2 separate regions of the Mus musculus genome follow, and region 1 is linked to region 2. The links are chromatin loops, found by intact Hi-C in ENCODE. Cell type or tissue: heart. All regions are shown on one strand. Each heading gives the region's core, and the rest is flanking DNA. Links, peaks and the distances in the headings are about the cores only. Region 1 has its middle 32 kb from the start of H2al1a. Region 2 holds the start of Gm39495 (a long non-coding RNA gene).

The links. Hi-C counts contacts between places; a loop is a spot of excess contacts. Peaks named below come from ENCODE experiments on the same cell type or tissue, not always from the same donor. Only the 100,000 strongest peaks of a DNase experiment are listed, where the experiment ranks them.
Region 1: it touches region 2 in a loop (2.2-fold over the local background); 5 of 42 quality-filtered maps call a loop at or near these places.

What each region holds. Positions count from the first base shown.
Region 1 is chrX:11,261,416-11,273,832 of GRCm38, forward strand. No RefSeq gene overlaps it. Among named protein-coding and RNA genes, the nearest start is that of H2al1a, 32 kb to the right of the region's middle. In heart, for the core only: no CTCF peak of the experiment used is centred there; DNase peaks (open chromatin) are centred at 6,606 and 7,916; H3K27me3 peaks cover 2,129 bases.
Region 2 is chrX:11,359,589-11,372,005 of GRCm38, forward strand. It overlaps Gm39495 (a long non-coding RNA gene), which reads left to right and starts at 2,446. Exons shown (of 3, transcript XR_878056.2): 1 at 2,446-2,615; 2 at 2,889-2,959; 3 at 3,648-3,922. In heart, for the core only: no CTCF peak of the experiment used is centred there; no DNase peak of the experiment used is centred there; H3K27me3 peaks cover 792 bases.

The DNA.
Region 1 (12,417 bases), core at 2,524-10,523, 97 kb before region 2:
AAAATCAAGCCAAGAGCATACAGTTCATGGGCTTCCGTCCTAGTTATCCTTAAACAATGATTCTTGTTTGACCTACAAGAGTACAAAACCTTCATAGCAAGCCAAATTCTATTACTTAGGTGAAACGTGTCTCCACATGGAGGAGCAGGGTCACATAAGTCCAAAATTTTGCTCTCCAGTTGAAAGATACTACAATTCAAGTGATCTAATTCCTAAGTCAGGAAGATTACAGATTTACTGTGCAATTAGTGTCCATCAGCCCACCCAAACAAACTCCCCTTCACACATTCACACTTGCTCTCTCAGATCAGACTGACATAGAGCTTTGATGGCTGACAAGAGACTGTTGGTAGGAAGTGAGCAATGAGCTTTGCATCAGGACAAGACCTCTGCTTGAGCATCTAGGAACAGAAAACTGGAGAAGAGCATCCGTTCCTCGCCATACTGCTATCATCTCTTTTCCTTTCCTGGACCTAGATTCGCAAGCACTCCCTAGATGCCCAAGCCAAGGTCTATATCCCTTGTCCTCATGTAAGCCTCATTACTCACTTTCTACCAACAGTCTCTTGTCAGCCAGGAGCTAGTTAGGACATTACTAGCCTATCGACAGGTACAAAGCTGTCCAGGTTTTTAATTACAGTAAAGCTAACTCTGGTGTCACCGTATGCAATTTCATTTCTTTTTCAGGAAAAGAGCAGTTTAAGGCAGATGCTTGTTACTTTGCCCAACTGTAACCAAACTATCTGAGGAAACACCTTAAGGGAAGAAGGATGATTTGGGGCTCAGAGTTTCAAAAGGTTGAGTTCATGATTGTTTGATTTGGGCAGAACTTCATGATGGTATAAAGGTGGAAGAAGCTCTTCAGCTCATGCCAATCAGAAGGCAGAGATCAGGAAAGGTACTTAGGGGTCTTGTATGAACTTCAAAGATTTATTCCCAATGATCTAGTTCCTCCAAGCAATAACCTAGATCCAGAATCTCTCAAAGTAGCATCACCAGTTGAGAACCAAACCTTCAACACATGTGCCTGTGGGAGACATTTCAGATTCAAACCATAATGTGGTAGAAGGGCCTTAGCTTTACACAGTCACTGAGGGTTCCAAACCAGTAGGAGCTCTGTTTCTTTGACAGCAGAAATTCTAACTTAATTGACTGAACATGGGACACGGACATGGAATTTTGTTTTAAGCTTTTCTGGTGTCACCAGTGGGCAGCCATGCTGAGACTATTAAGTCCTCCAACATCACTCTATTAAATTAATGTCCAACCAACAGGGATGAGCAATGGAAGAAATTGATCCAAAGACCATGTGAAAAATAAGTATGAGGCAAACATGAAAGTTCTCAACGTCACTTTTGACTATATCTAATCAACCCAAAGTCAGTTGTATGGTCATACTTTACCCCAAGGGCAACTGGGAAATGTAGCCTAGATGAATGTCCAGGACTAAAGTAAAACGTGTTTAGCTAGTATCTCCACATTTTAAACCATTTTTGTCTCTGCAATAGAATCTTAAACTTTGTGAACCTTAAACTTTGATAAAGTATCTCATTTTTATTATTTATTATTAAATGACAGATCATCTCATATGTTTATGGGCTACAATGTGATGTTTTGATCTATGTCTATAGTATAAAAAGAGTCAGTCAAGCTAATTAACATATCTATCACCTCTCCAATTTATCATCTTATGTGATAAGAATGTCAACCATCTCTTTTAATAATTTTGAAATACACAATGTTTTTATTAACTGTAGTCAGGATGCAGTGTGACACATTACCAAAAGCTATGCCTCCATTTTGACTAAAACTTTGTACCCTTTGATCAGCGTCTTTTCATTCCCTGTACCCTCCTCCTCCTAGCTTTTAGTAACTATCTTTCTCCTTCTCTTTCTATAAGATTATCTTTTACAGATTTCACAAACAGATGAAATTCTCTCTTTAATTTTAAATGAAAAGAGATATGGAATATGAGTGAGCACTCTAGAAGACCTTATTTATAGAAGGACCCTTCCTGAGACTATCTGACTGCTTAGTAATGTTATAATGTCCCTTCACCTTTAAGATGAGACAGGTTATAGTTGTAAAACTGGTGAATATTTGAAGGGACATGGCAGAACTGGCAAAAAAAAAAAAAAAAAAAGAAAAGCATTACCTAGACCAGGAGAGAGGCAATATTGCTTAGCAGACCAGAGCTCAGGAAATAAAAGGGAGAAACAAAGGAAGAAGAGTAAGAATAGGAAAGGCCAGGGCTTCAAATCTCAGAGAGACCCACATCATGGACTCTTTATGAGGCCATCAAAATTGTGCACAGGTCCATGGGAGGAAATGCTAACTGAATGGATTCATGGATCTGACAGACAACCTTGATGTGATGGTTATGAAAGAGAAAATATGTATGGGCCTACAGAAAGAATGGCAACAAAATGATTCCATGCCACAGTTGGTCCACTTTGATTAACCATTAAGTTTCTGAAGTGCTTACATCAGGAACCCGAAGGTATTCAGAAAGCTTTAGCAGCTAAATACTGAGCCAAACTTATGACCGGACTAGATAGCCTCTTTTTTTGTTGTTGTTGTTTTTGCATCTGAAAGCAGGCTTATTGGAACTCCTTGAAGAGATCCAGAGATGTCCAGTCTCTGGAGAGCTCTGTGAGGACTGACTTTCAAGGTGGGGTACCCTCAGGTGGACAAGCATCTTAGTTTAGCCCACAGTAACAAATTATCTCAAAGTGGAATAATAAAGAAGAAATATTTGTTTCTCATGCTTTTAATGCCTGGACAGCCAAGAGCAGGGTGCCAATTTGGTCAGATTCTTGGTAAAGGCACTTTTGCTGATTCACAAATGGTTACTTCTTGCTCTGTATCCTATAGAAGATGGTGGAGGGCCAAAGAGAGAGAGAAAGACACACACATACACAGAGAGAGAGAGAGAGAGAGAGGGAGAGGGAGAGGGAGAGGGAGAGGGAGAGGGAGAGGGAGAGGGAGAGGGAGAGGGAGAGGGAGAGGGAGAGGGAGAGGGAGAGGGATTCTAATTTCTCTTCTTTTCTTGTGATGCTAGGGACTGACCCCAGGACCTTGCTCACAGTGTGCAAAAACTCTTTCTCTTCTTATAAGGGTATTGTTAACTATCAGAACTCTACCCTCAGGTCCTCATAAAAATCTAGATAGTTTTTGGACAAGAAGAAAGGTGCACATAGGAGGAATTAGACAGCGCTATGCCCCCTTCTTCCCAAGTCCAGGAATAGGTATCAAACAGAAACAAAGGCAGGAATGAGAAAGGGAAATGGGACTGAAAAGAGGTTTGTAGCCATATCATTTTCCTTCTTACCAGATTGAGATGAACAGCCAGAAAAGTGCAGAAATCACAAATGTGCAGTTTCACAAGATTTTACAAACTCAACATATCTGACTTCACATGTTTAGTTACTTGTATGGCTGCACCTAGACCACAAATTTGTAGCAGACCCATGTTCTCTCTGTAGCGACAAAACACCCAATATCAACAGCATGAAGAGAAAAGTACTCTGCCACACAGTTGCGAGGGGTTCTGTCCATGGTTGCTGGACCCCCTACACTTCAATAACAGCAGAAGTACGCAACAAAAGAGTTCCTTCCCTTCATAACAGACCAGAAGCAGACTGAGAAAGGGACTGGGGCTGCGGTGTAACCTTCCAGCTGGGCCTCATCAGCTAATGTTTCCAGAGCCTCTGCAAATAGCACTACCAGCTGTGGACCAAGCAAGCATTCCTAACAGAGACGTTTGGGGAACACTTCAGATCCAATCAATAAGCACCGTGATCCCAGATGTCACCTCACACTCTCTCACTTTTCCTACTTATGGCCAGCAGTGGCCCGAGCACTGCTGTCCTGTTGTCTAACAGCGTATGTTAATTCTACGGGATTCAGAATGCTATATCAGTGGAGTCATACAGTACGTATTCCCTCATGTGTGACTGCTCTCGCTCAAGACTGCTTGTGAGAGTCATCTGTATCGTTGCGTCTAATTGGAGGTTGTTGGTTCCCATTGCTGATACTGTTCCATTGTGTGACTATGACATGCCTTATTTATCTCTTCTCCTGAAGATAGGCATTTGAATTGTTTCCAGGTTTTTCTTCGTTTTCTTTTTTTTTAACTATTATGACTATTTTTATGTGTGTTCTCTTCGCAAACCTAGGCATGTGTTTCAGTTGAGTAGCGACGTGGGAGTGGAGTAGATAGATCAAGGGGAACATGTGCCTTCACTCTCAGAAGACGCTTGCAAACGGTTTGTTTAATGATATACCATTGAGACACGTTTGGGAGTCAGTGGGGTTGCCTACTTAGCAAAGTACACATCCCAGTAGCAAAACTAAAAAAGGGACAGTCCCAGGACAATCTGTCTCTGCAGTTTTGGATCCCTGGCCATTCCCTGCAAGGCCTAACTACGGGAGGAAAGTGGCTCCCATTTGAGGATTTCAGGGACCTTCTTGCAAGAACATGCATTCTAGGAAGTAGAGAAGCTTCCGATATCCTGTCAGCTAAAATGCATAAGCTAGCAGCACCCTTTCCTAGCAATGATGGCTTCCTAGCGACTACCTCTGCCTCAGCTCGTCTTTTGTGATATGTGACTATTCTCCCAACCTTCCAGAGACCTCCCTTACACAAGTCAGTTGAAATTGAAACTCTTTGGCAGGTCCCTGAACTGCATGGCTAGAAAATTACATGCCATGCACATCTGCAGCAGCAAGGAACATAAGGCATTCTAGGGGAGATTTATTGCGTTCCTTCCCTCCTCCTTTTGGAAGGTTTCTGGATGCCGTTCCCTGTGTATAGCATGTGCCTCCGGCTTATCACTACGGTAAGTATAAAAGCAATTAATTTTCCCCCTTTTGGAAAGCGGAAGTTTTAACCGCACTTGAATACCATTTGCATTTCTGATTTCTATCAAGTTCACACTTCCAGCAAAGAGAGTCCTGCTGATATAATTTGTTTTTTTTTAATTGCATATTCTCTGGCAGGAAGCTGTTTCTTTTGCCTCTACAACACGTACACAGAGAGCTCTGAGCATTTGATCTCTGCTGCAGGTCCACTCGCGGTGATTCTTGGCACGGGGAAGGCCAGGCCAGGCGTGGGAATTCAGAGCAGGACTCACCTGAATTTTCATCCCAGTGGCCACATGTGTTGAGCTTGTGCAAAGCAGCTTCCCTCTGTGGGGAGGGTCAGCAGATGCCAAGAGCTGCATCTTTGTCAGTGACTAGTATTTGCCCCTTCCTTCCAGTCAGAGACATTGTATAAAGCGAGAACAGGCTGATTTCTTGCTTGCTGTCATCCACTAGCAGCTTTTCTACTTGGTTGCCAGCTCATTATTTGTCCTTACAGACAGGGGGCACCAGGGGAACTTGTGACCTGGGGAATTCCTTCTCTTATAGGTAAGGAGACTATGGCCAATTGCATCCAGGTAACAGATCCTTCATCCCACTTTACAGTGAAGGCACCATGCCATAGAAGGAGTATATTCCCCTGCCTTTCAGGTAAAGCAAGGCATGGAACTTTCTTCTGCTGATGGCAGGGCCTTGCCTCCTTCATGGTGCCTCTGATATCATATAAGACAGTTGTCTCCCACCATTAGAGCTGATATGACAGAATACTTGAGACTGAGTCTTGTAGAAAAACTGGAAACTAGTTCTCTTAGAGCTCTGAAAACTGAGAATTCCAAAATGGAAGTTCTAACCTCTGTTGTGTGCTTCTGTCATGGCAGAAGAAAGAAAGGCAAGAGAGGGAAATTGTCCTCATATGGGAGAACAGCAACAGCAGCAGCAGCAGCAACAGCAACAACAACAACAACAACAACAACAGCAACAGCAACAGCAAAAGCAGTGAACTTAACCCCATGAGCACTTAGGAGAGGAATGTGAGTCCACTCATGAAGGCAGAGCACCTGACCTACATGCTCCCCAGAGGGCCCCAGCTCCCAGCACTGCAGGTTAGGGAATATGGTTTCTAGCCTGGCAATTTAGGAAAGGGCTGGACATTTAAACCATAACACCTACCTGGCCTGTTGGTCAGGACGGTGGTGCAGGATTCTTTCTGACACCAGAACCCTGAAGCCCAGGTATGATTTTCCGGTCATATCCTGGCCATCCACCAGATGTGTGGCACTACTTGTTATCGCTGTGTTATTGCTGACACTTTGAGTACTGTTTTTGCTGCCAAAGCCTAACCCTTACAGATAGGGCATCCCAGAGAGGGACTGTGGCTCACCGCTTTTCACACACCTGGCTTTTTGTGCCAAAAGCAAGATTAGAACCTGTGGCCCTGTCCTCTGCCCTACAGGAGTTATCCCAAGATTTTCACACACATGTGAAAGACACCATTTGGTTGTAGGTCTTGCAGCTTTTAGGAAATATAGCTTGTAAAAAACTCGTTGAGAGAAAACAGATGAAACTTTACATGGCTCCGGGGATTAATAATGTAACGGGGATTGTTCCACTTCTGCTTTGAAGTGAATCTGAACTGGTTGCTCCACCCCCTCTCCTCCTCCTCTCCCACAGCTGTGGAGTTCCCCAGGAGGAAGGCTTTAATGGCTTGGGAGCTGCTCCAAATAGTGTCTGCAAGAACCGGAGCTGGAGTAACCCTGGAGACCAACCATGACTGAAGCTGGGATCTGGCCCTTTCCTAGATAAGCAGGAAGCCCAAGCCCCAACCCCAGCACTCGCAGACGCTTGGCAGCCCAGGCAAGAAGCACACATAGATGCTGAAGGGATTGTCCGCCCCATACCATGCCTCTCTGCCTCCAAAGAGGGAAAACCCATCTGCAAAACCTCGCCTGCGTGTACTCAGGAGCTGCAGACTATGATAAGATGAAGTTAGAGAAGCAAAGAGCCACCGCCATCACCCCCTGAAGAACACTCCTATAAACCTTCCTAGGACTCACCACAGATTGACTCATGCCTCCTTGGCCTACAGATATTGCTGGATATTGGATGCTGACAGTATTTAAGCCTGTTGTATTCTTACTGACAAGCGTGGTCTGTGTCTACATAACTCTGGAGCTTGTAGCACACTAAAGAACAGTGTTTTTGTTTGACTTTGTTTGGCTTGGTTGTAGGGTCTTACGTAGCCCAGGCTAGCATTGAACTTGATATATACTTGAGGATGACTTTCAAGTCTTGATCCTCCTGCCTCTACCTCTCAAGTGCTAGAATTACATGTGAAAGTCTCAGCATACTGTCATACACTCATAGGTTTCAGATTGAGTAAGAGAAAAACCACCTGCTGCCATATGATTAGAGATATATAAGGTTTCATCAAACTAGGTACTGGTGGTGCATGCCTTAACTGCAGTACTTGAGGAGGCAGAGACAGGCAGATATGTTTGTGGGTTTGAAGCCAGCCTGGTCTATATAGCAAGTTCCAAGCCATCCAGGGCTACATAGAGAGCCCTTTTCTCAAAAACAATAAAGGTTTGGTCAAGCGATGTCTCTGTTTCATATTATACATGCAAATGACTGGGAAAAGATATCGTCAGTTTTCCTTGTTGCATGCCCAGTTCATAGCACAGCCCTAGACACATAAGGAGCATCACTATATAGGTGAATGAATGAATTTGAGGATAAATAAACACAGCTGTTCTGGGAGAGAGTCCACAGGTGGCATTTTTGCATAACTGGCCACCATGGTTCAGCATATCAGATCTGGGCCTGTGGGCCCTTTGGCATTTGGTGAAGGTCCCTCTGTTCCTCTCCGTGGCACCATGCCATCCTAAACTTGTCTCAACAAGTAGTCACTGCTGAGCTGACATCTCTATCACCCTGGCCTCCCTGGTGACTATTGGCTACAGAGGACACTGGGGACTGTGGCAGCCCGAGCAAGTGATCACGCTTTCTTGCCCAGTCCCAACCCCCAATTTGCTGGCAGAAGTTGGTATGCTGGCAGCATCTGCTCCTGTTTGGAACCAAAGCTGTTCCTTGTCATTCTTGATGCCAGCTGGGAGCAGAGCAAAGTCACCAATGCATAGGAGAGTCCAGACCCTCAGGGGCCACCAACTGCCTGGGATGGAACAGAGAGTCTGGCAGGACATGACTAGTAAAAGAAGCCCATGGGCATTACCCTTCAGCGCTGCTAGAACAGGTTGTCTGAGGCCAGTTCAGGAAGAACAAAGGAAACAAAAACAACCTCCTCCTTTCCCATGTTTCTCACTCCCCTAGTCTAAGGCTACTGCATGAGACAGACTGAGACTAGCACAAGCAGCCAGTTAGCTTTGGGAGACGGTCCTGCAAAGCAGAGGTGAGGGTGCTTAGAGACTGAGGCGGGTCAGGGAGGAAAGTCAATTTGGACTGCACTAAAGAGCTGTAGACATTTTCTGGGGCTCAGGCATTTGTTCCTTGGGTGAGTAGAATATTTACTCCTATATCTTGTCCCTCGGTACAAATGTGTTGCCCTTGACCTATATATTTCCTTGCATTTCCAAATTGTGCCTGTGTTGAGCTAAGTAAGCTTCCAGGGTGCCAGAACCAGCCCTCAAGTGGGCAAGCTGAGAGACATGGGTCCTGGAAGGGGAGGAGATGCAGTACCCACAGAGCTGTCCAGTTAGAAGCTTTGAGTGAGAGACCATGGGTGTGGCCTCAACACATTCATTCATATATATATATACACACACACACACACACAAATGGCCTAGAAATAGAAGATGTGGATTCCAGGTCTCTTGCACTTAACTGTAAGATCTTTCGTGTCAACTCAACCTCATTTTTGTCCACTCAGGAAAAAAAAAAAGAGGGGGAATTCTGTCCGTGAAACGTTGAAGGATTGCTCGGGGGAATCAGATTACAACAGAGAACCAAATACACAGTGTTTTATGTTAATATAATATTCCGGTCCTTTAACTTGTCCAAAAAGCTACCGCATTGCTTTCCTGTCAATATACTCTCCATGGAGAGTTTCCAAGGCTACAAGCTGTCAAAGGCCCTTGAAAAACTAAAAGTACAGTACACTTTCAGATGGGAATATGTCAATGAGTCCACCTGAAATAGGCTCCTGATGTTCCTCCAGGTAAATTGGACCTCGTGCAAAGAAAGATGATCATGATCTCATTCAAAGAATTCTTCCTATACTTGGCTGACCCTACCTAAGCCTCAATTACTCCTCCCTCCTCTCCTCAACCTCCTCCCCCACATAGCCTCCATCTCCTCAGATCCTACTCATGCTAGCTAGGGTAATGCTGACTGACGTAACTTACAGACCGTCACAAGTCTGGGCTTATCAATGATAAAAAAGTGGTTTCATTCTTATGTGACAAGCTGACACCTGGAACCTAATTGTGTTGAATACACCTGCCAATTCAGTGATCCAAGAACCCAGGTGCCTTCCACTGCACACCATCATCATCTTCAATCTGAACTTCTTTGTTGGAGTTCCCAATTTTCAGTCAATTGGAATGGGGCAAGAATGTGAAAGATCAAATATCAGAATACGGACAAAGTTGTGAGCGACTGCATGCATGCTACCAGTCTACTAGAACTCAGTTGACATGGCCATCTTTAGCTACAAAGGAATCTGAGAATGGTACACTACCTTAGTGACCAGGGAAAATAGAAACTAGCATTGGTGACTGGATAGTAACACTGCCCTAACCTTGAAATTCCTATGATCAATTGTTGGAGCTATGATCAATTATTAAGAGTTTGGATGTTCAATGTCTCCCTAAGGTTCTTATGCTGGTTGTCAGGCTATGGTGCTGCTGGGAAGGGCTGGAACCCTCAGAATGTGGAGGGTAGTGAGAAAGTTATGTCACTGAGGTCATGTCCTTCAAGGAGCTACTGTAACTGCAGCCTCTACCCCATGTCTGCTTACCAGCTTCCATGAGCTCTGCTTTAACACATACTCCCTCCCCTATGCTGCTCTGCCTTGCCATAATCCCAGAGCAAGAGAACCCATCAGTCATTGACTGAAATCTCTAAAACTAGGAGGTGTCTAACCTTTTGACATTGTGGTAAGGTATCATGTCCAAATGTGTTGAGCAACATTCATAGCTGTCTTGGGGCACATGTGGCCTATGGTCCCACAGATTGGCCATGTCTCTGTAAAACAGTCATCCAAACTACATCCTTCCTCATCTTGAGTTGATGACCTCAAATACTTTGTCATAATAACCAAAACATCAAGTAACACATCAAAGAAGAGCTGAATTGTTTCACATGGGAGTTCAACAAACCAGAAAGCACCTACAGACACCGGGTCAAGTCAAGGGGCAAAAACAATAAGTCAACAATCAAACAAATAAGCAAACAAAACACATCACAAAACAAAACAAGCAAGCAAAACAAACAAAAACGGAAGAACACACAGAGATCATAGCCAGTAACTCACTATTGCCTGCACACTTTCCCTTCTACAGTGCTGAAATGTATAACATTTTCCCGAAAGCTATGGGTTGACCTGCTTCTGTGTCTTTGCCTATATTGCTTTTACCCAGTGCCTTTCCCAGTTTCATTTAGCTGGTCCACCATATGTCTGCCCCAGTAAACCCAGTCTCCTGATATTCAGGCCTTTGGAAAGTCCACTCCCTTCAATTGGGTCTGGTTCCACAGCTAGGTTTAATCAACAGAATGCAGTGGTGGTGGCAAGTGGTGGTTCCAGGCCTAACTCCAAAGACCACCTGACAGCTTCTACTCTGGTGTTCCTAGGATTCTGAGTCTCCAATTAAGACATTTGGCTGCCTTTCTCTAAAAAAACACATGACATCACTGTGTGGAGAGGCAGAGAGACTCCAAGACCACTTGGAGAAAGAAAAGCTCAGATGAATCCAGTCTCCAGAAAAAATTGCCAGCTGAATTTAGCTAAAGAGGGATTACCAAAAGGGCCAGCCGAAAAGTCACCCAGCTGACCTCAGCCTTGACTGGAGAAGGATTAGCAAACAAAATGCTGCTTCAAGCCACTAATTTAGGGTGATTTGTTACGCAGAAATAGAAACATGAGGTAACGTCCTTCAAGTTCTGTGCCAGGCTTGAACATAATCTTCTACTTCTTTCCTCTACTTCTCTATCCTCCTTGCTTTGGTTTGAATATAAAATGACCCCATAAGCTAATGTTTGAATGCTTGGTCTTCAACAGAGAGTATTATATGGGGAGTTTGTGGAATCTTAGAGGGCCCACCAGGCAGATATAGGACACTAGAAGCTGGCCTTGAGGATGATGACTCAGCCCCACTCTTGCTCTCTGCTTCCTGAATTGTCAAGATGTGAACATGCCAGAAGCTCCTGTTGTCACATACCATGCCACTCTGCCATGTTAACTTGCTTCTGTACAGCATTTTCATCCCAAAAAGTAACGACTACAGTTCTCCTAGCATGGCTAGGAATCTTTTCATTTGATGCTTCTTTCAGATCCCATAGAATCCTAAGCACACATCTGCTTTGCCAGTCCTCACTTTGGATCCATCATTTACATTCCCATCCCTTTGCCTGGAAGGACTAAACAGTTATTATGCACTTGAACCAAGCCTTGTTCCTTTCTGTGTTGTCCATGCTAAATGCGTAAGTAGTGGGTGCTTCAAAATACTTTCTGAAGCAAGCAGTCACTGTTTCTAATTGGTTCACAAACAGAAATATGGGTTTCATCTAAGAGAGATAGAGCACAGGGGAATAAGAAGGTGTGTTTTCCACCTAGAAATTCATAAATATGATTCAGAGCAGTTCTGTGTGAGGGAACTGTGTTGGGTAATTAGATTCACTTCTCTCAAACTCTAGTTGAAGCTCCTATGGTGGAGATATTGACAAGCTAAGAACCACATTTTGAAGATGTCTTTGGAACAAGGGTTCTGCCAACCTGCTGTAATCCTGAGTGATTTGAAAGAGGAAAGAGGGACAGGGTCCACCTGGCTAAAGCAATTGACATAGCCAGGTGGACTGGCCACGACTGCTGGCAGCTAGTGGACCCCAGTCTGTCTAGTCATCAGTTTCTAATAGGTGTATGTGATAAGGTAGGCAGTGAGAACAAAAGTTATCTGATCTCTGGGTTATAACTATGTAGAGAAAGATGTTGCAAGATCCGGCAGAACTGAAAATTCCAATGACCTTTGTTTAATGATTGCTGAGAGGCCTGGCAATCAAGTACACGAGAAGCTTTAAACAAGAAAGAGTATGGCTGAAAGATGTGATAGCCTCTTATAACAAGGAGAGCCATCCAGAGGATGTCTTGGGGGAGGAGTCCTGATAGCAAGGCCCATATATTTGCAACCCAAGGCTTCAACTCAACATAGCGTCTTGAGTTGTTGAACAACATGAATACAGTACCAGAGGCCGAGCAAAGAAACTCTGTACCTAGACAAAAGTAATAAATTGAAGCCAGGCTCCAATTCCCAAAATGGGGTGTGGTGTGTTTCTCACGATCTAGTCAGCCACATTTTACAGTATGACACTCATAAGGATTGAAGT
Region 2 (12,417 bases), core at 1,679-9,678:
AGAGCAAGAGAGTGTTGTTGTAGACATAGAAACAATGGATATGCATCAGATGGGTTTCCTAAAAAGCAGGGAATTTGGCTAGAATAGAATATGGGCAGGAACTGAGTACAGAAAGCAGAAAACAGAACCAGAGGCTGGAAGAGAAGCCATGGAAACCAGGAATTCCCTGAGGTCTTTGATGTAATCACTGCAAGCTTGAGTCCCCCAGGACTCCTGAGCATCCAACAAATGCCTTCTAGCACTGCAGAGCTGTGACTTTCAAGTCCCATTTATTGAACTAGGTGTTCCCTGGCCATGTTATGTTCACCATGTTGGTGGGCTTTGCTTCGGGAATGCACTGGTTCTCAGGCCGTAAAGACCAGGAGAGGGAAACAGTTGGAGAGATATATGCTGCAAGCTTGGTATAAAACAGGGCTTCAGTATGGCTCTGAACTTGCATAGTTAGTGTTGGGGCACATACCAGTGGTACCCCCTAGGCACCCTAAACATTCTCCACACTGTGTAAGGCATCTTGACTCTCATGCCCATCAAAGCAGGCAGAATTACAGAAAGCCCACCATGTTTTGGTGAGGATATGGAGAGAACAGAGTCCTTATGCACTGTGAGTGAACTGGAAAACTGGGACAGCTTTTCAAGAAAGCAACCTGATTTGGCTTGGTGACATTTTGTTAGAACAGACCCTAGTATCTAGTGACTACCCCAGCCCAGATTCAGAAGCCAGAGGAACTGTCTCATGCACAAGCCTGGGAAGGCATTTTTAAAAGGATTCTCACCACAGACCTGTTGGTAGTAACAACCGAGAGGACAGCTGGCTTCGACATGGGTTTCTATCCTTAGGGAAGCAGATGGGGAAAGCACAGTGGGTACATCTTCTAGCTTTATTTCTATTGCTGTAATAAAATATGCAATGAAAAGCAACAAAGGAGAGGAAGAGGTTCTGTTATGCTATATCACTTTGGAGAAGTCAAGGCAGGAACTCAAGCAGCAATCAGACCATATCCATAGTTAAGAGTACAGAGAAGTGAATGTACCCATCTTGTCTGCTAGCTTTCTTCACTCTTGTCCAGTTCAGGACCCAGCCAAGAGAATGGTGTCATTCACAACTGGCTGGGTTTTCTTGTATCAATTAAGAGTCAAGATGATCTCCACAGACATGCCCACCGGGCCAATCTGATCTAGACAGTTCCTCAATTAAGACTCTCCTCCCAGGTGATTCCAGGTTGGAGCAAGTTGACATTTAAAATTAACCATCAGAGTGTACCCTATGAAATATTCAAGGATAAGAAGCCACACACAAGACCAACTTCAGCAGATGACAGATCTTCGTGACACTGCACTGAATAGAAAAAAAGGAAGGAAAACTAATGAGATATATAACAAGATACTGGCTATAAAAAAAAGTAAAATCCCACTCAGCATGCGGTATTGTACTATACAGATGTGTGCACGTATAGTACATGTGCTGTGATGACTGTGGGGAGGAGAACAAAAGCAAAACCTGGGGATGGCGTGGGTAAGGACGACGAGAGGAAAAAAAAGGCAGGCAGGCATTTACATGCAACAACTTTCATTATGTGCTATCACTGGGAACTATAATCACCCCTGCACTACCTGCCTTACCTGAAGGTATAAATAGATAGTTTCTGGTTTTTTTTGTTTTATTGAGATAGGATCTTCCTACCTAGGCAGGGATAGCTTCAATCTCATGACAACACTCATGCCTTCTCCTCCCAAATGCCAAGATTACAGGCATGTGCCACCATGCCAGGTTTAAATGGATGTTTTTGAAGTAAGTGATGTGCTTGCAACACAGCAGGTATTCACAATACTGCTGCTAAGAATGTGGTGGCTGGACAGTTGAGCAATTGTCCACAACCATGCTGGCTAACCACATCCTGCGGAAACCAGAAGGCAGAAAAGCTACTTTCTCTACCCCATGGCAGATATCTAGAGAGATAGCGAGTAGCAAGTGGACTCTGTTCTTTTAGATAGGACAGATCCCTAATTCATTTTTGTTAACCTCTGCCTGCAATTGAACATGTCCACAGTTGTTAGTAGATCTTGAAGTTTATCACCAAGAGAAAGTGTGGGTATTTTTGCAGTACTTTATAGTTGTTGCAGGTATCATAAAATATACTTAGCACCACCTGGAAATTATGATAGTTATTAGAGCTGCCACTGAATCATATTTAAGGCATTAATAATTGTGCATTTATCACATTTCTGATTTTTAATATTTTTATAAGCATATTTTAATATCTTTGGCTTCCTTTGTGACTCTGTATTTTATTGCACACGTTTAAGCTATTATTTTCTGAGGATACATCTGTAATCTTTACCAGCTCCTAGAGACAGCACAGCATAGCTGTGAAGGTGAAGGTGAAGATCTCCCATCCCAAAGACAGGCCTCTCTCACTTCTTCCTTAAAACGAAACTCTGGAAACACACAAACAGGAATTCTATCATGCTGTTCTCCCTGGACAAGAATGAGCTCAAGGGTGACCCCTGTACTGGTGTCATCCAGGGGTGCCAGAGCCACAGTGTCTGGTGCCACTCAGCCCTGGGAGGCCACACAGGAGAAGAGGAACAAAGAAAAGGATGGAAGATGGAAGAGGGTAAGGGAGAAGAGAGAAATGGGAAGATCATTTGCCTGCCTTCTTCTCATCACTGAATTGAACTTTACTTTTAATAAAAGTATTATTAATAGAAATGGCATGCTCACTATTTTTCATTTATGGGATACTCAGAGACATGGTCCCAGTAATTATTTGAGCTGTGCCAAGGATGAATGCTCTCTATTACTGAATATGATAGAATCCTCATGCCCCATTTCTGAGGTAGCCTTTCCCCAAGCTGTGGAGCCCCATAGTCTCTGCTTCTTCTTTAAGGTGTCTCTTTGCAACCAACCTCAATGAGGACAAGAGCTCCCACTCTGAGCCATGGACATCGAACTCTGGTGGTGAGAAAGATTCTGCTCCCATACTTGCAAGGACTGCACTAGCCAACAACCCCAGAGACCAGGCTTTCTCCCCACGTCCAGTCCTCCAGACCTATGTATGCTTCCTTATGGGTCTCCCTGAGGATGACTCTGACCTTCTGCAGGGTTTGAGTCTACTCCCTTTACTTTGAAAATTCAAGGAAGACGTTAAGAACATGGTGGGAACCAGAGCTTGGGAAAAGAGGGCAGCCCTGCAGGTATGTGAGAGCAGAGATATGTGAGAGCAGAGAGTGACTACTTCCACTTCACACAGGCAAAATGGGCCTTCTGCGTTTTTGAAACACTCGGTGGGTATAGAGCTGCAGACTCTTGTTTTTGAGAATGAGGGAGGAAACCAACAGAATCCAGAAGGTGGGGGTGGGTTTGGGACCCTAATAATATCTGCTATAGATCTCATACTGAGGAGCTATCTGCTACTGCTCCTTTGATTTAAAGATCTTATCTCAGTCTCCCTTTCTCTGCAAGTGTCTAGGTTTCTCACAGGGTTGCAAAGCAAAGGCCTATGTGAACCAAATGCAGTTCTTAAATATAATTGTTTAGGTCCAATGTCTTTGAGGGGAAGATGGCCATGTGTGCTCCTGTGTGTGCACATCACAGGCCAATGCTGAGGACCTTCCTTAATTGTGTCCCACTTTCTTTTTCAACACAGGGACTCTCACTGGACCTAGAGCTCAACAACTTGGCTAGGCTATCCGGACAGAAGACTCGGGATCCATCTGTCTCCACCTCCCAGACACTGTGATTATAGGCATTAAACTACCATGCCCAGTTTGGGAGAGTTCTAGGAATCTGAACTCAGGTCCTCATGTTCAAGCAAGAAGTACTTCACCAACTAAGCCACTTCCCCAGAATCCCCCAAAAAGGCTTTTTAAAAGATTGTCTTGTATAGCCAGTGTCCCAGTTTCACACTGTTCCATTTAAAATGTTTTTTTTTTTCTCTAGAAAGATATGTTTGGCAACACTGGACCCCAAACTAAATGATTCCTAATGTCATATGGTTCTGGGAATCTAGAAACTTCCCATTTTCTGTCCAAGTAAACTGGCCTAGGTGGGACACCATTTATAGTCCCTTGGAAGACTCTTTTTATCCCCCCCCCACCACTTTTAAAAAGCTTTGGGGACTTTAAATGCTGCTTTGAGAAGAGATATCCCATTTTGTTTGGTTTTATAGAGAACAATACAGTGCCCTGCCTCTTCCCATAGCTGGGGAATAATGGGGTTGCTTCAGAAGACCGAGTTGCCTGTCCTGCCAAGGTGGTAGAGCCTTGATATTTTAGCATCAGCTGGCAGACCACCTGCTTCTGAGAAAGACCGAGCCATCTGTTTCCTGGTTACACTGAGGGAGCATCTTTCTCCTGGCACATCTACCCCCAGACTCAAGCCCAGAGACATTTTGTAACCTAAGAACGGCTCTCATCTGTGCCATACACAGAACTCCCAGATTCCTCCTCCCTCTCCTACACTCTCCATCAGTTCCTCGCTGATGGTGGCCCAGCGGGAGATGAATGGGCTGGCTACCTCCAGCTTAAAGAATTGCTCAGGCTTCTGGGTTCCAGCCAACTCCCTGGAGGCCACTGACTGTGCCCATCAAGCAAAGTGGGACTTGAGAGCTCTCAGCCCATTGCTGAGCGACCCTGGGAGTTGACAGCTGACGACCCAGGCTGGCCCTGATTGCCAATCTAGACTGCATGGTGAAATATCCCTTCCTCAAAGATCCCCTCAAACACAGCTGTGATTAGTCTAGGCGACCAGACCTTCCAGAAAAAAGAAAAAAAAAACTCACTGATTTCAAATTGTAATGAGAAAGCCAGTATAACAGGGTGGAATGTGAATCTAGGGTCTAAGTGAACTCCCCTCCCCCGCCCCCCGCGCCATGCATAAAATAAGGACTAACAAGATAGCCAAGAAGGAACCCTGAATTAATGAATGAATCTGAGTTATTGACAGAACACTTACCTTATTTCTTTTATGAATAGAAGGTATACTCTTAAGCTGATTCTTATCCGTTTGATTTCTTGACTCAGCTGGGGGTTGCCTTTCCGAAAATAATTGAGGATGTAGCTCTGATAATCAAATTGCTGGGAATCTGTAAGCCAGGTTCTCTCGATCACTAGCTGTGTGACCTTGGGCAGACCTTGACCTCTCTGTGTCTCAAAATCATCACCTCCAAAATAGAAAGGATGCTAAAACTGCCCTCACAGAATTGCTTTGAAGACTGAGACATGTACGTAAAGCACTTCAGACAGTACCATGCTGAGAGTTAGAACTCAATTAAATGTTATACATTATCACAAGATTATTCAGTCTGGTTTTTTTTTCTTTCAACAATGGTGCCTATGTTGACATCTGCTGGTTCTCTGCAACAAAAAATAACCCCTAATTTCTGAACAGTGGGCTCTGAATGGATATGTTCTTACTAGCCAGCCTCTAGTGCTTACTACAGTAAATCTGATAAGATATTATGAGGGTGTGCCCTCAGGGGACCAAAGCCCACCTGGGGCAGCAGGCCCAAGGTAGAGGGCAGGACCAGGAGCCTCGGTCATGGAGCCTAGCCGATGGACTTTGTGTATTTAGCTGGCCGGCTGGCATCTCCCTGCTCCTTCACAGGTAAAGGTGAAACAGCAGAATCCAATTTTTTGTCACCTTGTGAAATTATGAGACTCCATTCGGCTTGCGTTTGTATCATCAGAGCACGCCAGCCACGTGGGGTAATTGCTGTTGCTGGGTTACTCCTTGTAAGTTCAAACAACTTCACGTGCTGAATGCCAATGGATTTGCCGTGACCTGAGTAAATTAAAGCAATGCTTCCTGCCTGGGGAAGCTTTGCTGCGCTTCAGTCCATCTGTTTCTGATGAAGGTAATACGGCAGGAAAGTGGGAAATGAGAACACCGTGTGGGCAGCCTCGCTGACACTCCTATCCTCTCCTCCTGTCCTCCTCGCCTCCTTACTTCCCTGCTTCCTTTTCCTGCCTTCCTCCATCTCGTCTTCGCCCCTCATTTCCTTCTGGCCTCTTCTCCTGCCTTCCTTCCTTCTTTTTCTCACACCTCACTCCTCTCCCCGTTCCCCTTCTTCCTTATCTCTGTTTCTCCCTCCTCATCCCCTTTTCCCTTTCCTCATTCTCTCTCTCTCTCTCTCTCTCTCTCTCTCTCTCTCTCTCTCTCTCTCTCTCTCTCTCTCCCTCCCTCCTTTCTTTCTCCCCCCTCTCTTCCCTCTTTCTCTGTCCCCCTTCTCTTTTCCTCTCCTGATTTTTTTTCTCTTCTCTGTTTTCTGTCATGTCCTGGCTCAGAGTAGGGATGCAGTTCAGGGCCTCTCTGTGTTCCTGGATGCCCTCTCCATGTGTACACAAGTCTGAAAGTCCCGAATCCAAACACCAGAAAGCCAGGTGATTTGGGGCTCGCTGGAAGAAGGGATCTGACAAATTTGCTCCAGGTCACATCTCTTAAGATGCAAAGGTAAAGTCAGCCTCTTTCCTTAAAGGTTAACTTTCCCATTTTAATTGCATCCTGTGGAGGTTTTCTTGACCTGGGCTCGCCAGGTTGCCTGACATCCTTCCTGTCTCACTAATGCTCGTGTCTCCCACAACCATTTACTTTCTCCAGCTGCAGGAGCCTGGGGCACCAAGAAACCCAACACTAACACACCAGGCAACTGTGAGCCTGCAGTGATGGGGAAACCCAGGAAGTTCTCAGAGCCTTTTACACAAGTACCAAGCAAGGCAGATGCTTGGTCTGGGTACTACCATTGGGTAGCAAAGTACCCGAACCCTGAAAACAAATATTAGCATGTCTCAGAACGGAGAATTGAGTAGACTCAGCTTTGAAGGTCTCACTTGGGATATCTCAAGCTAACCTGGTGAAGTGGTGGCAGGGGTTGGAATCCACTGGAGGTTCAACTGAATGGGCTGTCCAAGGTGGATTCCACACAGTGATGGTCCCCATTGCTCACTGATGGCTAGCAGGTTGGCAGAGACTCACTCTGGAGCACTTCTACAGGACCTCTGGTGTGTCTCAGGCACAGTGACTGCGTTCTGAGAGTGTCCTTGGAGGGACATGAAAAGGCTAGCCCTTTCAGAAACACATGCAGAAGAAGAGTCCCAAGAGGCACAGAGACAGAAGCTGCCTTGCCTTTTAGGAGCTGGCTTAGGCATTACTGTGTCATTTTTCTCTGTACACAGTTGGTCAAAACAGTCGCAAGCCTGCCACGTTCCAGGGGAGAAGACATAGATGTTACCCCTCAATGGAAGAGTGCCAAAGAATCAAAAAACTGCTACAGTGTTGTTTGAAAACAAGAAATTAATTTTATTTAACTTGAAAATCCTGATTATGCCAAAACGCCAGCCTGCCTGGTTAGCGGGAGAGTGGCGGAGAAGGGAGGGGGGAGTGGTGGATGTGAAGGAAGCAGTGAGGGGGTGCCATTGATGCATTTTCTAATTTTCAGTGGTCCTTCTAAGGGTTGAGTCGCTCAACATAAATGTATCCAAGAGGGAAATTGCAACAACAGAATAGTGTTTGCCGCAGAAACCTGATGCTCTAACTTTGCTCCACAGAACCCACACTGGAAGGAAGGGCTGACACTTCAGTGGTAATCGCCACACGTGTACTGACATTCTCTTACTCTCATTCTCACACAGTAATAACAAATACACTTTAAAAATTAAAACCCACTTAGTACTGAGTTTTTAGTATCTCTCAAAAAGTCATGTATAGGAATGGAGTTTCTCTATTCCCTGAAGGCAATCACAGCCTGGTAGTAATGTACTATATCTTTTTCTTTCTTTTTTTCAATTTTAATTTTTATTTATATTTTGTGTGCATTGGTGTTTTGCCTGCATGTGTATCTGTGTGAATTTGTCAGATTCCCTGGAGCTGGAGTTACAGATAGTTATAACTTCCCATGTGGGTGTTGGAAATTAAACCCCTGTCCTCTAAAAGAGCAGCCAGTGCTCTTGACTGCTGAGCCATCTCTCCAGACCCTGCCATGTACCCTTTCAATAGGACTAACATACCTACTTTCAGCAATTCCTACCTGTGATGATTTAAATGAAGATTCCCTCTTCCCTGCCCACTGCCCTGGGCTCACAAGGAGTAGTACTATTAGGAGGTGTGGCCTTATTGGAGTAGGTGTGGTTTTGTTGGAGGAAGTGTGTCACTGGGGTGGGCTTTAAGGTTTCAAAAGCTTAACCCAGCCCCAGTCCCCCCTCTCCCCTCTCCCCTCTCCCCGTCTCTCCCTGCTGCCTGTGGATCAAGATGTAGAACTCTCAGCTCCTTTTTCTGCACCATATCTGCCTGCATGCAGCCATGTTCCCCACCATGATGATAATGGACTAAACCTCTAAACTTTAAGCCAGCAAAAATGAAATGGTTTCCTTTATAAGAGTTATTCACGGCAATAGAAACTCTAACTAAGACACCTTTAGAACAGGAGGGTTCATATTAGTAGGCATTTTCTAGCTATCTATTATTAGGCTCGATAGCTTCCTAGTTCATAACTCCTTGATTTTGACTTGATTTTGGTCAGGAAAAACAAGCAAACAAACAAAACCCCCACTGTTCTTTGTTTCATGTTTTTGTCAAAAGTGAGAGAATACAAAACCTGACCATATGCCAACACAAATGGTAAGAGGCAGTTTAAGGGCATTAAACCTTCCTATGTTTTTCTAACATAGGATCTGTATTGACTCTTCTCACATCCCTACCTTGTCATCTTCCCTGCTCTCTGCTCTCTCCTCTTCCTCCTCTCTCCTTTTTAGTCCTCTCTCTCTTTTCCCTCCTCCTTCTAATAGTTAGAAGAGCTGATTGGTTCTTGTTAATAACCCTGAGTTGGTTTCATTTTTCACTCTTAATACTATTACTTGAGTTAAATTACGAGTTTTTCCTCTTCTGCTGTTTATCTTTTTACATGACAACCAATAAAATAAAAAATCTTGGAGCACTAACTATTGCTTTTGGTCCATCCGATGCCTTGCAAGTCCTCTGGGACCAGTCTTAACTGTTTTCCCAAGTGGTGTCTCTGATTGGTCTTTCCAGGAAGAGATCCCTTGCCAGACCAGCCCTGGACCTCCACAGCCCTGTTTATGTTCTAAGCCAGAAGAAGATCTCTTCTTCCAACTAGTTCATATGGAACAATGGCTCATCAACGTCTTCTTACTGAAAACTCTCCCATGTTCATGGTGGGGGGGGGGGGAGGCTAGCATTTGGGTACAGAGTCCAGTCTTTTTGCTTAAGAGAAAAGCCAGTCACACATTTGTGATTTTTTTTCTGCCCCACCCAGCCAACATGTCCAGCTCCTCTGATGGTCACATGCCCTTAATTTATCTGGTATAGTAACCCTGCAAAAATACCCATGTCCTTTAGAGCAAGCCACAATCTTCAGATAATGTGGAACTCTGGGTTCACAGGAGTAAGAAGGTTCCTTTCCAAGGAAGCCTCCACATATGCCAGCCCTCAGCAGCCCTGGGGAAAACAAAGACAGTGATCTGCCACAGTGGCCCAGACTCTAGTAGTAAAACAGATGGAGCCTGTGAGAGATTTCAGATGAAAGGGCCCTGCCTGAGCCGTTCATGAGCATGTAGAAGAGCCAAGGTGGAGAGGAGTATTGAGTAGGCTGCTTCACAAGCTCCCAGCAAGAAAGCTGATATTTGAACAGGAAATGTCCCTTCAAGATCTCTCTGTGGGAACAGGATAACACATGGCTATACTCCTAGCACTGGGAAGGCTAAGGCAAGAGAATAATGAGTTTGAGGCCAGCCTGAGCTATGTATTGAGACTCTGTCAAAATGAAACAAGAAGGAACGTCTCTGAAACTCTTGTTTGTTTAGATTTGTTTACTTTGATTTTATGTGTGTGTGAGTGTTTTGCCTGAATGCACACACCTGTGCACCATGTGTGTTCAGAGTCAACAAAGACCAGAGGGGGCATCAGATCCCCAGAGACTAGAATTATGGATGGATAGTTATCAGCTGCCAGGTGGGTGCTGGGGACAAAAACCCAGGTTTGATTCTATGAGAGCAGCCAGTGCTCTTAACACTGAACACCCTCCTTTCTCTGTCTTTCTGTGTGTGTGTGTGTGTGTGTGTGTGCATGCAAACGGGGATGCGTGCACACGCTTAGTATATGTTTGTGCATATGTCTTGAAATGTAGATCTGTATCTATAAATGGGTACACAGATACATTTCATGCCTACATGTGAATATGCATGTTCTTTCACTCATATTTGTGCACACATGTGTCTGTATACTGGTGTTTTCGTTCATATACCATAACAAATCTCAGAGGACTTTAACAGGGAAGTGGGAAGGCCACATGGAACCCTTTCTACTTAGACCTCTCCACCATTAAATGCCTGCTAGCATAGGCCACCATAAAAACCAGAGTCACATCAAGTTTCACATTTTGTCACTTTTCCTGGGGAGGGATAAACAAGTGTCTATTCACCCTAGATAGGACATCAATGATAGGTCAAAGAAATAATTGCATCCAAGTCTAACTTAGTGAACCAGCGAGCTTGTTGGGGCCGTAGGAGTATAAGCATGGGTGGCTCAAAGGCTGCTGCAGTATTGAAAAGCCCACTCCAGCATAGGCAGTGATTCATGCATGCTATATCTCAGAACGTTGCTGCATAAATGTGCAGGCATCTAAGCTAGTCAGAGCATCTCCTGTCCATAGTGTATATAACCTTGGTAACTGGACTTGTGGATCTTACAGCTTTGAGGAACTTCTCTGAGTCCTACAGCTTCCTTCCTCCCTCTAGGAAGGTATGTTTCTCTTCAGAGCAAATGGCTTCATATGTCCATATGCCCATCACTGAATGAGGCTGTCATCAAGGCAGCTACTAAGACTTATAGCACTCTGCCATAAGAGGTCCTTGGGGGCAGCTATGGTATATGGCACCCCACCCATCCCTGCTCATATCCCTCTAAGCCTTTGTGCTGAGACCATAAGACTGGGCATTGTTTAACTTTAAAACACAAAGAGCCCTTAAATTGTGAAATTAACCAAGAAGGAAATCATTTGACATGAACAATCTGGACCAAATAAATACCCTATGTTCTCTGAGCTTCAGAGACGTCCTTGAAGGACAAAAGGCCATGTAGCTGGTGAACAGATGCATGCAAAACCAGCCTATTAGACTCACTGGAATGGGCAGGATACTAATATAAAACAGAGACTTTTCCAACAGCTGCCCTTATACCTGTAACACACACACACACACACACACACACACACACACACACACACACACACACATGCTCCTGTACCTTCTAGAAGCCTTTGGGAGATTCAGTGGCCTAGTCTGATCCCCTTTGACCTACCCCAAGAGTAGGGGAGCTGGCAACAGAGAAAACAATTGGGCCTTTTACTGTTCTGTCACTCCTGTGTCCCTCTCCTTAGCCATTTCTGGGTCTTTCCTCTTTGCTTGCGTCCCTGACACACTGGAGTGTGGGAGGGAGAGAAAATACAGGCATACTCTACCAGGCGCCGTGATGTCATTGTTGGCTTGCTCAGGGAGAATGCTCTTTCATGGGGGGATATTTCTGGATGCTTTGGAGACATCCAACACCTGCACGGTTTCCCACAAATGTGTACTGAGACATTCCCCCATTGCATTGCTTTGCTGCTTCCCTGAGTTACCCGAAGACTGTATAACAACAGAGCAGTCCTGGGCTCCTGGATTTTTAGTGCCCTAGGGTAAGCAGCACCACAAGTCTGCAGCTCAGAGTCATGTCTCTAGAGGGCACTGCCACATGCCCCACTAGAGGCTCTCAGGATGCAGAGGGAAGGATTTCCCCCTGGCCACCCCTGACGCTGGCAGCAGGCATGTGATGGCAACTGGAGCCTGGGAACGGCCAGAGAAATACCCTCCTGGCTTTCCTACAACACACTCAGGCAGCCACTTTCATAAGGTAACCGGGGTGAGCACTCAGGGAGAAGCTCATACAGCAATTTCTCACCAACCATCCTGTCTAGAGAGCTCACGTGTCAAGAACAGGTCTGAGGTTGAAAGTGCAGCCAGAGGTTTCAGTCCTGAACCCTGACACATCGCAGTTGTGTGTCTTGGGCAAAATTGAAATTCTCTGTATGCCTCTGTTGTCCACAGAATCAAATGTCCCAGAGCTTTCCCTGCCAGTCTGCTGTGAGCAGTAAATGAGTTATTACAGCACTGTGGAATTGTGGCAGCTGGTACACGTGTGTGGGATTCCTCCATCTCTGTTACTATATAATAAGTGTGTGGTAACCATTTACCTTGACCTATAAGGACGAGGTCAGATATATGGGACCTAAAAGTGGGGAGCTTGCAGCTCAGCTTCGGGTGCCATTTCAAATTCTCACTCAAGGAAATTCCTAACTTGACACTTTTTTGGTTTTTGTTTTTGCTTTTCATTCTTTGCATGTTTGTTTTGTTTTATTTTGTTTTTCC